3 separate regions of the Homo sapiens genome follow, and all the other regions are linked to region 2. Evidence: chromatin loops called from intact Hi-C (ENCODE). Cell type or tissue: heart left ventricle. All regions are shown on one strand.

The links. Peaks named below come from ENCODE experiments on the same cell type or tissue, not always from the same donor. Only the 100,000 strongest peaks of a DNase experiment are listed, where the experiment ranks them.
Region 1: a loop joins it to region 2, with 5 times the contacts of the local background. A loop is called at or near these places in 3 of 110 quality-filtered maps.
Region 3: it touches region 2 in a loop (17-fold over the local background); 89 of 110 quality-filtered maps call a loop at or near these places.

The regions. Positions count from the first base shown.
Region 1 is chr15:99,299,973-99,304,972 of GRCh38, reverse strand. The region is part of intron 5 of LRRC28 (leucine rich repeat containing 28); the gene reads right to left. Among named protein-coding and RNA genes, the nearest start is that of LRRC28, 51 kb to the right of the region's middle. In heart left ventricle, no CTCF peak of the experiment used is centred here; no DNase peak of the experiment used is centred here.
Region 2 is chr15:99,702,402-99,707,401 of GRCh38, reverse strand. It overlaps MEF2A (myocyte enhancer factor 2A), which reads right to left. Exons shown (of 12, transcript NM_001319206.4): 9 at 4,017-4,040; 10 at 547-673. Among named protein-coding and RNA genes, the nearest start is that of LYSMD4, 29 kb to the left of the region's middle. In heart left ventricle, CTCF peaks have their summits at 2,838 (motif pointing right) and 3,538 (motif pointing left); no DNase peak of the experiment used is centred here; H3K4me3 peaks cover 402 bases; H3K27ac peaks cover 3,111 bases.
Region 3 is chr15:99,284,259-99,289,258 of GRCh38, reverse strand. It overlaps LRRC28 (leucine rich repeat containing 28), which reads right to left. Exons shown (of 10, transcript NM_144598.5): 4 at 1,965-2,002; 5 at 1,308-1,445. It also overlaps the pseudogene HNRNPA1P62. Among named protein-coding and RNA genes, the nearest start is that of LRRC28, 35 kb to the right of the region's middle. In heart left ventricle, a CTCF peak has its summit at 2,657; no DNase peak of the experiment used is centred here.

The DNA of each region.
Region 1 (5,000 bases), 400 kb after region 2:
TATTGTTGAAAAGAGGCACATTGTTGTGGAGGCCCAACAAAATGAGAGAAGCAAGGCTAAAGCTGTATTTTTACATAAATAAAAATAAAAGCAAGAAATAGATCAAATGATTAAAAATTATACTGAATAGGGTCGTGATCCCCATAGATCACTTTAATAAATAGTCTTTCAGACCCTCATTCTTGTTAACATTGCTACCTATACACACATAAAGAAATATATATAAGGCTGGGCACGGTGGCTCATGCCTGTAATCCCAGCACTTTGAGAGGCACAGGCAGGTGGGTCACTTGAGGTCAGGAGTTCAAGACCAGCCTGGCCAACACGGTGAAACCCCGTCTCTACTAAAAATACAAAAATAAATAAATAAATAAATGAGCCGGGCGTGTTGGTGCACACCTGTAATCCCAGCTACTCAGGAGACTGAGGCACAAGAATCACTTTAACCCAGGAGGCAGAGGTTGCAGTGAGCGGAGATCACATCACTGCACCCCAGCCTGGGTGACAGAGTAAGACCCTGTCTTGAAAAAAAAAGAAAAAAGAAAAGGAATATATATAAATGAATGGAGTGCCGGAAAAAGGAAAAATAAGTTTTGCTCTTCAAAAGACACCCCAATTAAAAAAATACACAAACCGCAGACTGAGAAAAAATATTTGCAAATCATATATCTGATAAATGACTTGTATCCAGATAATCACAGGGGTTGACAAAAGTTGACAACCTTGCTGTAAAGGGCTATTTATGTAAATCGTTTTTGCAAACCATATGGTCATTGTCACAACTACTCAACTCTGCCACTGCAGCATAAAAGCAGCCAGAGACAATATGTAAACGAATGGACATGGCTGTATTCCAAAAAAACTTTATTTACTAAATCAGATGAAGTGCTAGACTTGGCCCACAGGTCAGAGTTTTCTAACCTCGGTCCCTAGTATATCCGTACAGGTTATCTGATACTGAGTCTCTGACAGCAATTTTACAATTCTGTAAACTACAGATAACTGATAACAATGTAAACAATTCTTGTTTATAAACACATACATAAATTACATCCAGTGGGGGGGACAATGCTCTGTCTTTGTTGAGAAAACTAGCTTTGCCTCCATTTGAATATTCATTTATATTCTTTTTTTTTTTGCAATGGAGTTTTACTCTTGTCCCCCAGGCTGGAGTGCAATAGCGAGATCTCATCTCACTGCAACCTCCACCTCCCGGATTCATGCGATTCTCCTGCCTCAGCCTCCTGAGTAGCTGGGATTACAGGCATGCACCACCACGCCCAGCTAATTTTTGTATTTTTAGTAGAGACGGAGTTTCACCATGTTGGCCAGGCTGATCTCAAACTCCTGACCTCAAGTGATCCTCCCACCTCGGCCTCCCAAAGTGCTAGGATTGTAGGCATGAGCCACCGTGCCCAGGCCGTTTTTATATTCTTGATCTATGAATGTGTGTGTTCTAGGGATTCTCCTTGAACTTGTTATAACACCTTATCAATTTACTCATTAATAAGTTAAATAAAAGCTTTGCCACATTTTAAATTTTTTATATCTGTATGGGCATCACGATCTTAGCTTTTTTATGAAAATTATCCATTAACACCAGTATACATAAAGAACTCTTACAATACAATAATAAGAAAATAAACAACTCAATTTAAAAATGGCCAAAAGATAGGCATAGTTAATATTTGCCAAAGAGATGGCAAATAGACACATGAAAAGGTGCTTAATCTTTAGTTATTAGTGAAATGCAAATTTAACACACAATGAGATGCCACTATACAGCAACTAGAATAGCTACCATAAAAAAGACTGAAGATACCAAATGCTGGCAAGGTTGAGGAACTGGAACCCTCATACACTGCTAGTGGGAATGTAAAATGGTACAGCCACTTTGGAAAACAGTTTGGCAGTTTCTTTCAAAGTTAAAAATACATCCAGCAATTCTACTCTTAGGTATTTATCCAAGAGAAAAGAAAACATATGCCTACAAAAAGCCTGTACACAAATGTTCATAGCAACATTATTCCTAACAGCCCAAACTGGAGACAGCCTAAATAAACAACTGATGAATAAACCAAATATGGCACATCCATACAATAAAACATTACTAAGCAATAAAAGATGAGGTTATATACATTTAAACTACTAAAACATGAGGTTATGTACATTTACATGAAATTTCTGGAAAGTCAAAACTATAGAGACAAAAAGCAAGATCAGTGGTTGACTGCGGGTGAGAACAAAGGCTAGCAATAAACAGGCACCAGGGAACTTTTTGCAATGACGGAAGTCTTCTAAAACTAGATTGTATTGAGGGTTCCTAAACTGTGGACATTGAATAAAGTTAATTAACTGTACATGTAAAATGATGAATTTTATGGCATATAAATTGCACTTCAATAAAGCTGTTAAAAAATCAATAGCTTGGTGGCACATGCCTGTAATCCCAGCTACTTGGGAAGCTGAGGCAGGAGAATTGCTTGAACCGGGGAGGCAGAGGTTGCAGTGAGCCAAGATTGCGCCATTGCACTCCAGCCTGGGCAACAAGAGTGAAACTTATTGCCCATCTCAAAAAAAACAAAAACAAAAACAAAAACACACACCCACACAAAGAAAATCAATAGCTTAAAAAATTATTAACTTGGCCAGGTGCGGTGGCTCAAGCCTGTAATCCCAGCACTTTGGGAGGCCGAGGCGGGCAGATCATGAGGTCAGGAGATCGAGACCATCCTGGCTAACACGATGAAACCCCATCTCTACTAAAAATACAAAAAAATTAGCCAGGCATGGTGGCGGGCACCTGTGGTCCCAGCTACTCAGGAGGCTGAGGCAGGAGAATGGTGTGAACCCGGGAGGTGGAGCTTGCAGTGAGCTGAGATCGCGCCTCTGCACTCCAGCCTGGGCAACAGAGCAAGACTCCGTCTCAAAAAAAAAAAAAAATTATTAACTCACGCCAAGAACAAAATTATTGACATTGTTATAAAGTTTAAGAAGATATTATTTAGATGACATTTAAGAGTGGTATGTAGAAAAAAAAAAGTGATGTATGGAACACACATTGTAAATCAGTATAGATAATGCCCTGGGGATAAGGAAATACAGGTTCTCTTTCTTGTCATACCATTATATATCATAATTTTACATATGTTTCTGATTTAGAAGTAGTTAGAAATTTAAACTACGGATAGGAAACAAACACTGGTAATATGTAAACTCTCACACCCTATTATGTCACCTCTTTTAGCAGCAGAAGCAAATTTTCAAAGGCATCATTTTAAGTCCTCCATAAAATCAAACCTGCTAGAGCTAGTATAAATTTAAAAATGTTGAGTTTTAATGGTAGAATGAATATCAGAATCCACCATGTTAAAATTTACCTACCACATTGGATAAGAAAATGGAGACACAGAGGGATCAAGTAACAATAATTTTATAGGCTTTTGCCTTATTGAAAGTTTATAGTACTTAAAGTTCCATGGAATTCCGTTGTGGGAGACTTAAATAGTTTTATCTATAAAGTTCAAATGCAATTTCACAGGATATCATAAGCAAACCAAGAATATTCAAATAAAATAGATATGGTGGTTGGTAATTTAGGAAAAAATTAAGAAGTACAGAATAGATAAAATTATTAGTAACTCTGATTTATGAAGCTGATTTTATTAAGAGTCTCAAAAGAAAAAGGTTAAAATGTTCATTTCCCTTTAAAAAATAGTATTCTATAGTCTATATTTAATATAACATGCACTTAAAAACAATACAAATATTTGACTCTTAGATTGCTAAATAATTTAGGGATTTGGTCTTTGTAAAATACATATTCAACTATGCTATTGGATCTTCTCACTTAAAGAGAATGAGTTACAGAAATTTATCTCTGAACAAGAGCAGCTCCTCTGATGGATAAAAATACTGCAAGACAACACCCTGTGTATATAAAACAGTAATGGTGATTCTTCCTTCACTGATTATGTACACAGAGCTGTACAGAAAAATTATCTCACATTTTTGAACATGTAGTATTCAGTCTCCTAGAGATATCAAGTAAAAGAAGAATAGCACCACAGAAATCATAATTTTGGTTCAGGACATATATGCAACAATGTGCATAACTGTGCACACTTTTTATTTTATTTTATTTTCTTAGACAGGGTCTCACTCTGTCACCCAGGCTGGAGTGCAGTGGCACAATCTTGGCTCACTGCAGCCTCCGCCTCTTGGGTTCAAGCGATTCTCATGCCTCAGCTTCCTGAGGGGCTGGGATTACAGGTGCACACCATCACATCCAGCTAATTTTTGTATTTTTAGTAGAAGCAGGGTTCACCATGTTGGCCAGGCTGGTCTCAAACTCCTGACCTCAAGTGATCCACCCACATCGGCCTCCCAAAGTGCTGGGATTACAGGCATGAGCCATGGTGCCCGGCCAATTGTGCATACCTTTAAAAATATTTTCCAATGTACATTTGTTCTGCTTTAGATTAAACACTATTTTCATAGCCTGTAAACAAAAAAATTATAAGTATTATTTGATTACTCAATTGAATATTTTAATAATTAAAATTTTAATTTTATATATGAGACTTGTACTTTCCTTCAGAAAAATATGCATTTATATTTTAAAACTAGGTAAAAATAGATAAAAATTCTAAGACTTTACATTACTATAAACATCCATATATATCTTTCAGCATTTTTTTCTCAGAATACTTTTTAATTATTTCAACATCTTATAATGACTATGAAATTACAGTAAAAACTATCTCATTTAAGAAAAATGGATTCATGCTACAACCTAAATATATAAGAAAATAACATGACTTCCACAAAACCTGCTGTTATTAAGAAAAAAAAACACTAAGTCACTAATATTAGTCTTGTAAATTCATACTAAAGTGAAGAATGCCAAACTTCTGAAATTTAAAAAAGTCATCAAACAGCTCTGCCGGGCTTTAATTCTCTTTCAGATTACGTCAGGAGCAGAGATGTCAGCAGATCCA
Region 2 (5,000 bases):
AACAGCCCTTGTTTTGCCCCTCAGGTGCACATGACATGGACCAAGCTAGTGGTTACAGGGAGGAAAACAGCCTGTTCGACACAGCCAAACGTCGGCCACCTCCTGAAGTCTCAGGTCCAAAGGGATTCATGTCTTTCCCAAAGCAGGTTAACACAGCATAAAGACAAACATCTTATTTTAAAAGCCTGGAAAAGCGTGATACTGTATGAAGAGAAACTACATCAGCAATACTCAAGCAACAGGCTGCTCCCCTCTTGGCTTGATGCATGTCACCATTTTGCTATCATCCACGTGGCTTTGTGTCAGGGGTTAAGTGAAAGTTCACACTGGAGAAGCCGGAATAACTTACTCATCGCACTATCCACACTATCCATTTTGTTTGTAATTTTTTCAAGGCTAGCACATTGAAAAATACATCCTAATTTAAATCTAAAAAACTGGAAATAGTTTATTTCAATAAATATACTTAAAAAAAATCACAGAAGCACACGTTGATCACAAAACAGAGAGCGGTAAAACCTACGGAAGGCACCAGAGCAGGCTCACCAGTGTTGTAGGCAGTCGGCATTGCTGAGTACACAAGTCCTTGCGGAGGCAAGCTTGGGGTTGTCACAGACACGACTGGGGTAGCAAGAGGTTGAGTGGCTTGAGAACTACTGATCCTCTGGGTATTCTGTGAGATCAAAAAAGAGAAAATGTGTTCTGATGTGGTATTTATGTTGACTTAAAAATCACTTTCAATTTAAGTGACATTTTTCACAGTTTCATATGAATGTCATTTTCTGAAGCACTGATGATGTGAAAACTTCAAAAATACTAGTGAGAATAACTAAATATTTAATTTGAAGGGTCCTATTTTTACATTAATTCTTTTAAAATAGTTGATTAGTGTCAGACACCCCACGTTAAAATAGGAACTTCTGTTACAGGCATTAGCACTTCTATTTGTTGCACAAAATGAGGACTTGATGCCACTACAAATACTGTCAGACTCCCCTAAATGAAGTATGTGTAGGTTTTAAATACCTGATGATGGCAAAGGTCATCTGTATATATAGGGATTGTACGTCTATGAGTATAGGAATCAAAACTACTTTTCTTTGCGGTATTATTTACGTGTTAACACGGTTTGAAGTCATGGCTTATTGGGTGCAGCTTGTATTCTTATTTCTTTCTCTCCAATCATGCAGTTGACCTATTTTTTAACAACAGATTCGGACATGTATCCCTTCATAGTCCCCTGGCCTTCTGTAGCAGAGGCTTTGAGTAGAGAATTTTGAATCAAGTACTGCCGACAGGGCAGTGGAAGAGCAATATTAAATGCTTTTTGCCAACTGGATGCATCTGTGTAGCATCCTATCCATGCTGGGAATGGATAAAAAAAATTCAACTATTAAATAATCCAGTTAGTCTAAGACAGTCATTGTCCTTAACGTGTAGGAGTACGACAGAAGCAGTTTCTCGCCAAACTGGCTTAAGGTAACGGTTTTTGAAAATCAAAGATCAGAGGAACACAACAGACTCTGTGTCACTAGCACATAAGAAAGCCACAGCACAACTCTATTTGTTTTTTATAAATTATGTTACAGCCTGATAACTGACATTCGGGGGTCTGAGCCAAATCAGTAAAGTATAATTCAGTGCCTTTGAGATTATGAAGAGTTAGAATGTGATTCCATTTTCTCTATCACAATTTTCAAAAGGGTACATCAGACAAAAAGGCCTTTGGCTAGATGTAGACACTTACAAACATTCGATGAGGATCCTGATCTCAGTTTATTTCTTTTTAATTTCTACTTTCTAACCTAGGTTAGAAGATGTGAGAAAGATCATGTGGATGTGGATGTATTGCCTGAGTTTCTGTCCCAGATTCACCATTTCCTAGGCATTGGGAAAATAATTTGACCTCTCTGAACTTCTTCATTGTCAAATAAAGAAGATATAGCAATCTTTGTCCTGGCTGCCTTGCACAGCTACTGTGAGAATCAAATGAGGTTACTATGTCAGAAGTGCTTTCATAACTGAAGTACTACACAAATATAAGATAATATCCTTATTGTCCTAAGAAACCCTCTGTCCCAAATTTCTATATAACTGGTGGGAAAAAAGATACATATTTTTATTCCTTCTAATCCATAGCCTAGTCTACTGCAGCTTTCATGAAGTCAAGTTGTTCTAGTATTGCTCGGCTTCTAAAGGAATCTGTCGCTGGTCTTAACAGTACAGTCTTTAGTGCAGGCCCCAGGGCACCTGTCCTTCTGCACTTCGGATCAGAGTCATCCACAATTATACTTTAGAGCTCAAGGCAAGCTGAACAACTTTCTAAGTTGTAACGGACTGTGCTTCTGATTATATTTTGGTTCTGGCACATAAAGTTCTGCATTTTTAATTGATTAAGTTTTAAATAATATAAATGGCTGTTTATAAGTTTTTAGGTATGTATTTTAAAGTCTTCAAGGACCTAATATATTTATCTCTGAGGTTCTGTAATTACAGATGTACTCTGAGGAATGTGGAAAATCAATGTATGCCAGTTCGGAATATATTTTAGTCTCAGCATCAAGTTTATAAATTTAATGACTTTTCGAGATAGAGATCTACTTTGGACTTAATTTCTTCTTTAATATTTAGTCTGGAACTTCATAAGTCCAATCACTAGGTGAAAGAATACAGTATGACATAGTTTGGCCTGGACCCTACCTACTCCATGGCATCATCTTCATGCAATCTCCTGGCATGTCTTCAAAAGCAGTGAAGACTTCAAACACTAGTTCCACTCATCTAAGCTCCTCATCTCAACGGCACTGAGTTCTACAAGAGTGAGTGATTTTCAGAACCACAAGAGGGCAGTATAGTGCTAGATAATTCATGGACGCATTCACAACTCCTTGAACAGTGAGGTCTAACCTAAGGTGAATTATTTTAGCTTGAATTATAAACTCTCATTTACTGATCATTATGGTATCATTAAGTAAAGTGTTTCTCCAAAAGATATTCATAATATAATTCAAAACATTTACAGCTGACTAGAATATTTCAGTTGGCCAATACAAAACTACACCCAAAACTGTGAGTGATCACAAAGCTAAATAAAGAACAATCTCGTATTTTAAGGGGAACAGATAACCTTCTTTGAAAAGAAAACAAACTGTGCAAAACACACCAGCATGCATAAACATGGAATATTAAAACCAACGGATGCCTTCCTCCCCCATGCTTTCATGCACTCTTAACCTTTGTCCATGCTAAGAAACATTTTCAAGTTTTTATTCCCCTTAAAGTCCTTTAATTAGCAGCTGACTTTGAAATTATATGATGACTCCTGTGAGGTTTTGGTTTTAGTTCCTAAAGAAGAAATAGATCAACTGCAAGCTGCTTTTAGTCAAGTTTATTTTCTAGAGGAAAAGCCAACAGAAAACGTTTGTTTTGGAAAAAGGGCAATAGTTGCTTTTAAGAAAAGAGCGCCTTCTGATAGAAAAGTAAACTTATATACACATTCAATTACAGACATTCCTTTTAGTAAACAGGGAACCCCCTTGTGGTTCAGGCTGTATCATGCAGGATGAAATAATTCCAACGCTGAAAAAGGTGACCTCACCAAAAATGATGTAATCTTTTTGAAAGAGAAACAACACAACATCGTGTGTTACAATCTGAGGAACTTCGAGGGTGAAGTCATTTTCTAAAAATATTTCAATAATTTGGAGAGCTATATAAGGTATTTTGTATCTTTCCTTAAAAAAAAAATTAACAAGTATCCTATGCTCATGGACAGCTACTGTTTTTAAAGGCTCTATTCCAATGTTCCCTCCAACAAATAAAATGGGTCAACACATACAATTATAAATAGAAAAACTAGAGTCTGTAGTACCAGTAGATTGCTTTATTCAAAGTGTTTGAATAGTGTTTAAAAAAATTTGTGTAACAAAGGGAACATTGGTTAGATAACAACACGTAAGAGAATTAGTACTTTCTACATCTTTTTCAACTTCCTTCAAGCAGAAACCCACACTCACCAACTCCAATTCCTCTTCCTCCGACTGTACTCAGCACATAAGAGGGATAAGAGAGTTACTAAGACTGTTGGTACTCACAAACAAAATATTTCTTTAGAAAAAACATATTTGGACACTAGCAGCTGTCTGGAACTCTAAAGAGACGATTATATACACAACAGATAGAAATATAAATTACTTGTCTCTACTTGTTGAGTTTTCAAAAGACTAGAAAAATTATTTTAAATTCTCTAGGGCCAGTATTCAAAGACACCCTCCTACCCCAACTTGGTCTGCTCTCATGCTGGCCTCTTATACATAGTCATGCTACTGCAACAGTATTTAAAAGGGGTTCCTCATCATGCTATCGATCTGTATTTGGAACTGTGAGAATATCAACTCTGTACTTGTAACTCTGTATCTTAATCACCCTACTATTACCCCACCTGGTGATACATGTTATCTATCTCCTACTGAATTCTGCTTCTTGGCAGAAAGAAACTGCTGTATGTTTTATTTCCCGCAGGAGCTAGCAGTTATAAAACAACAGGAACACAAACATTTGTTAATAAATACATGAGTTTTAAATACCAGTTTTATATATGTTTATCATTTGCAAATATATTTTCATGTGAATAAAATGACTTCAATGGAGAAAAACCACATATTTGAAGAAAATGAGACTGAAGGAGAAATGAATTCATAAGTCATGTAAAGAAAAGAAATAAGGCTGGGCACGGTGGCTCACGTCAGGAGTTCAAGACCAGCCTGGCCAAGATGGTGAAACCTTGTCTCTACTAAAACTACAAAAATTAGCCAGGTGCGGTGGCAGGTGCCTATAATCCCAGCTACTCAGGAGACTGAGGCAGGAGAATTGCTTGAACCCGGGCGGCAGAGGTTACAGTGAGCTGAGATCACGCCACTGCACTCCAGCCTGGGTGACAGAGTGAGACTCCGTCCAAAAAAAAAAAAAAAAAGAAACATTTTTGCTCCTTTTCTCCATAA
Region 3 (5,000 bases), 420 kb after region 2:
ATTATCTATCTTTTTTTAATATAGGAAACCATATATGACAGTGGAATTTGCTAATACGTGGATTCACAAAGCAAGGTCTCTGGATGCTCCTCCCAAGAAATCAAAGGGTTTAATGGTGGCTCTCAATAAAATGCAAGATTTTAGTACTGCCTATCTATAAGGCACATTCATAATTTATTTACATGTTCATCAGGCAGAACTGAAAATCCTAAGGCTCAAATTTAAATTGTTCTACTAAATTTTAGTATGATTCCTTTTAAAATCAAAGTTAACATACTAGGTCAGGCATGGTGGCTCACACCTATAATCCCAACACTTTGGGAGGCTGAGGCAGGTGGATCACTTGACGTCAGGAGTTTGAGACTAGCCTAGCCAACATGGCAAAACCCTGTCTCTACAAAAAATACAAAAATTAGCCAGGCATGGCTTCACGTGCCTGTAGTCCAAGCTACTTGGAAGGCTGAGGCATGGGAATCACTTGAACCCGGGAGGCGGAGGCTGCAGTGAGCCGAGATCACGCCACTGCACTAGAGCCTGGGCAACAGAGTGAGACTCTGTTAAAAACAGAAAAAAAAAGTCAACCAGGCACGGTGGCTCATGCCTGTAATCCCAGAACTTTGGGAGGCCAAGGCAGGTGGATCACAAGGTCAGGAGATTGAAACCACCCTGGGCAACATGGTGAAACCCTATCTCTACCAAAAATACAAAAATTAGCTGGGTGTGGTGGCACGCGCCTGTAATCTCAGCTACTCAGGAGGCTGAGGCAGGAGAATCGCTTGAACCTGGGAGGCAGAGATTACAGTGAGCTGAGATTGTGCCACTGCACTCCAGCCTGACGACAGGGCAAGACTCTATCTCAAAAAAAAAAAAAAAAAAAAAAAAAAAAAGTTAATGTACATTAGTTACCTCACTAGAGAGTAAGAGAGAAAACATTGTATGCATTTGACTTTTGGATAGTAAAATGATTATATCACGCAAAGTTCACCTAAATTCTCTTATGTGAAATTCAGAACTGAAGTAACTCTTTGTACAAATATTTTGCCAGAGCAGTGATTCAAAGGGATATTGGATGCAATGCACAATTGTAGTAATTGTAGCTATATCTAAAATATAAATTCTACCTTCTTACATTTGCATCACAAAAAAGACTCTTAGTAATATTTCACCCATTCTTTAGTTTCATCTTCAAACAAATGGACAAATACTTATAAATACATCTACAGCTCATTGCCTAGACATAGAGTGAGAAATATGAATACAGATTTATAATAGACAAGAAACTATAGTGTGCTAGAGACTATGATTACCTGGAGGTAGGAATTGCAGTTGGTTATTAGCTAATCGAAGATGACGTAAAGCTCTCAGACGACCAATTTCTGGGCAAACAATTTCTAAGGCATTGTCACTAAGATCCAGACATTGGAGTTTTACAAGAGACCCAATGGCTTCAAAGAGAAAAGGAGAAGGCAAAATGAATTTGACTCAAGTATTACATCAAATCTTTAAAGCAAGTATTCCAAGTTAAAATATTTTACTACTTAATTTCCTTGTCTCAGTTGCTCACAAAATAGTAAAAACACAGATCAAACTAAGTTCATGAAAGTGATAAATACTTCCAGCTCAAGATAAAATATAACTTAAAATACAGCACAAATAAAAACATTAAGACTAAAATAAATCAAGAAATGATACACAGGGCTTTTTTTATCTGACCAGAATTCTTAACTAGATTTATTAAATTTACAACTTATTATCTACCTAATAGCAATTTATCCAACAATAGTTTACCTAACCATTATAACCATTTTAGATTTATTTAATTATAGTTCTTAACTGGACTTATTAGAAGAAAAAAGTTTTGAAGCTAAAAAATTAAAGGTGTCTTAAAAATAAAATTTGATCTATTTATAAAGCAAAGCTTAAATTATATTATCTTCTAACTAAAATTTTTAAGTTAAACATACCTTCCGGAACCACAACTATGTTATTTGAGTGCAGGTATCTAGGAAGGAAAAAGAAAAAAAACAGCCATTATCATTAAGTACTTTTGCCAGATAATCAGTTTATAAAATGCTCACTTAGAAATTTATCAAATATAAATAGGCCACAACTTTTGCACCCTACTCTAATGCATCAACATACAATAATGGTTATCACAGCTAACTAATAATACTTTGAGAAAAATATTTTGTACCAGAATTGCAAATATTAAATCTATTTACTGATTTAGTTGTTATTTTAAAATAAAAGCATACATAATGGATAAACTATAAGGTCTTTTTAACTTCATAACACAAATTACTAGTTTTTCCAGTTCATTTTATTCAGGCTTTAAAAAATATACTTACTGTGTGAAGAAAAATCAACACCTATTGTGTAAAGGAAGATGAACTTTTCGTTTCTAAAAAATAACTTCACAAAATAAAGATATTTCTAGCTAGCATGCATACGGAGAACCAACAACAGATTAAATATCATTTACAGTGTCTGTAGAAATACTCAACTGTCGAGGTACAGAATTTATTTCATGGCAAAAGAAATTTTGTAACAAGAAATCAAATGCTTCTCTTAAAAAATCTTTTTCACAGAGGCTGAGAAGTCTAGACAAGCCTAAGTAACAATTTTCCCACTACAGTGTCTTTAGCACACTCTGGTGGAGACTTCCTGCAATCAGTAACCAACTATTCAGAGCAAAACAAGTGAATGCTGGAGATCACACAACAATAATTTAAGAAAATAAATTTATATCATTGATTTAGAGACAAGAGAACAAGATTTTAGTAAAAACCTATGGTTTTATTTATTGTACTTTAAAAATAAATCTTTATGGCCGGGCGCGGTGGCTCACGCCTGTAATCCCAGCACTTTGGGAGGCAAGGAGGGCGGATTGCCTGACCTCAGGAGTTCGCGACCAGCCTGAGCAACAAGGTGAAACCCCATCTCTACTAAAATACAAAAAAATTAGCCAGGCGTGGTGGCGTGCATCTGTAGTCCCAGCTACTTGGGAGACTGAGGCAGGAGAACTGCTTGAACCTGGGAGGCGGAGGTTGCAGTGAGCCGCGATTGTGCCACTGCACTCCAGCCTGGGCAACAGAGTGAGACTCCGTCTCAAAAACAAAAACAAACAAACAAACAAAAAATTTATAAAGTACTTTTAAATAGAATTCAGAAGTTTTCTTCTGCATTCTTAAAGTCTAATATTGAATATTAAAATGTCAATAAACACAAAATAAGACAGAAAATTGATAATTTTATGAAGATTATTTTATGTTGAATTAAATCAATTTTGTAGAAGGTTAACTAACCTGCTGGGTATAACACAATTTAAATAAGCCCACCATTTACTCTATGATACATTTCATTCCTTGCTTTCTGTATATGAAATCAATACTCTTTAAACATTAATTTTAGGAAGGAATACCTAAATCAAAATAGAGAACTGATTAAAAAAATTTTTTTCAACAAAATACTTGCCTCAATTCAAGTTCCACCTATAAAAAAGACGTTAAAATGTCCAAATCAAAATATGAACTAAAGTACCCACTATTATGATTAGAATTTTTCAAACAGACTTTAAAATATTATCTACATATAATCAAGATGCTGTATGAAATAGTACACAGTGGCTGCCCATGGATGCTGCTGAGGAAGCATCGTTAAAGTCTCTCCTCCCCCTGCCGTCAAGTCTAAGTCAGTCTCCTAAAGAGCCCGAACAGCTGAGGAAGCTCTTCATTGGAGGCCTGAGCTTTGAAACAACCGATGAGAGCCTGAGGAGTCACTCTGAGCAATGGGGAACGCTCACGGACTGTGTGGTCATGGGAGATCCCAACACCAAGCACGCCAGGGGCTTTGGGTTTGTCACTATACCACTGCGGAGGAGGTGGATGCAGCCATGAATGCAAAGCCACACAAGGTGGACAGAAGAGTTGTGGGACTAAAGACAGCTGTCTCAAGAGAAGATTCTCAAAGACCAGGTGCCTACTTAACTGTGAAAAAGATATTTGTTGATGACATTAAAGAAGACACTGAAGAACATTACCTAAGATTATTTTGAACAGTATGGAAAAATTGAAGTGATTGAAATCATGACTGACTGAGGCAGTGACAAGAAAAGGGGCTTTGATTTTGTAACCTTTGATGACCATGACTTCGTGGATAAGACTGTCACTCAGAAATACCATAATGTGAATGGCCACAACTGTGAAGTCAGGAAAGCCCCATCAAAGCCAAGAGATGGCTAGTGCTTCATCCAGCCAAAGAGGCTGAAGTGATTCTGGAAATTTTGATGGTGGTCGTGGAGGTGGTTTTGATGGGAATGACAACTTTGGTCGTGGAGGAAACTTCAGCAGTCATGATGGGTTTGGTGGCAGCCATGGTGATGGTAGATATGGTGGCAGTGGGGATGGCTACAATGGATTTGGTAATGATGGAAGCAATTCTGGAAGTGGTGGAAGCTACAATGATTTTGACAATTGCAATAGTCAGTCTTCAAATTTTGAACCCATGAAGGGAGGACAATGGTGGCAGAAGCTCTGGCTCCTATGGGGGTGGAGTCCAATACTTGGCCAAACCATGAAACCAAAGTGGCTATGCCAGTTCCAGTAGCAGCAGCAGCTATGGCAGTGTCAGAAGATTTTAATTACTGCCAGGAAACAAAGCTTAGCAGGAAAGGAGAGCAAGAGAAGTGACAGGGAAGCTACAGGTTACAACAGTTTTGTGAACTCAGCCAAGCACAGTGGTGGCAGGGCCTACCTGCTACAAAGAAGACATGGTTTAGACAAATACTCATGTATATGGGCAAAAAACTCGAGGACTGTATTTGTGAATAACTGTATTATTTTAGTTTCTGTTCTGTGGAAAGTGTAAAGCAGTCCAACAAAGGGTTTTAATGTAGATTTTTTTTTTTGCACTCATGCTGTTGATTGCTAAATATAGTAGTGTGATCATGACGCTGAATAAATGTATCTTTAAAAAAAGATAACAGAGTGTTGCCAATCCTG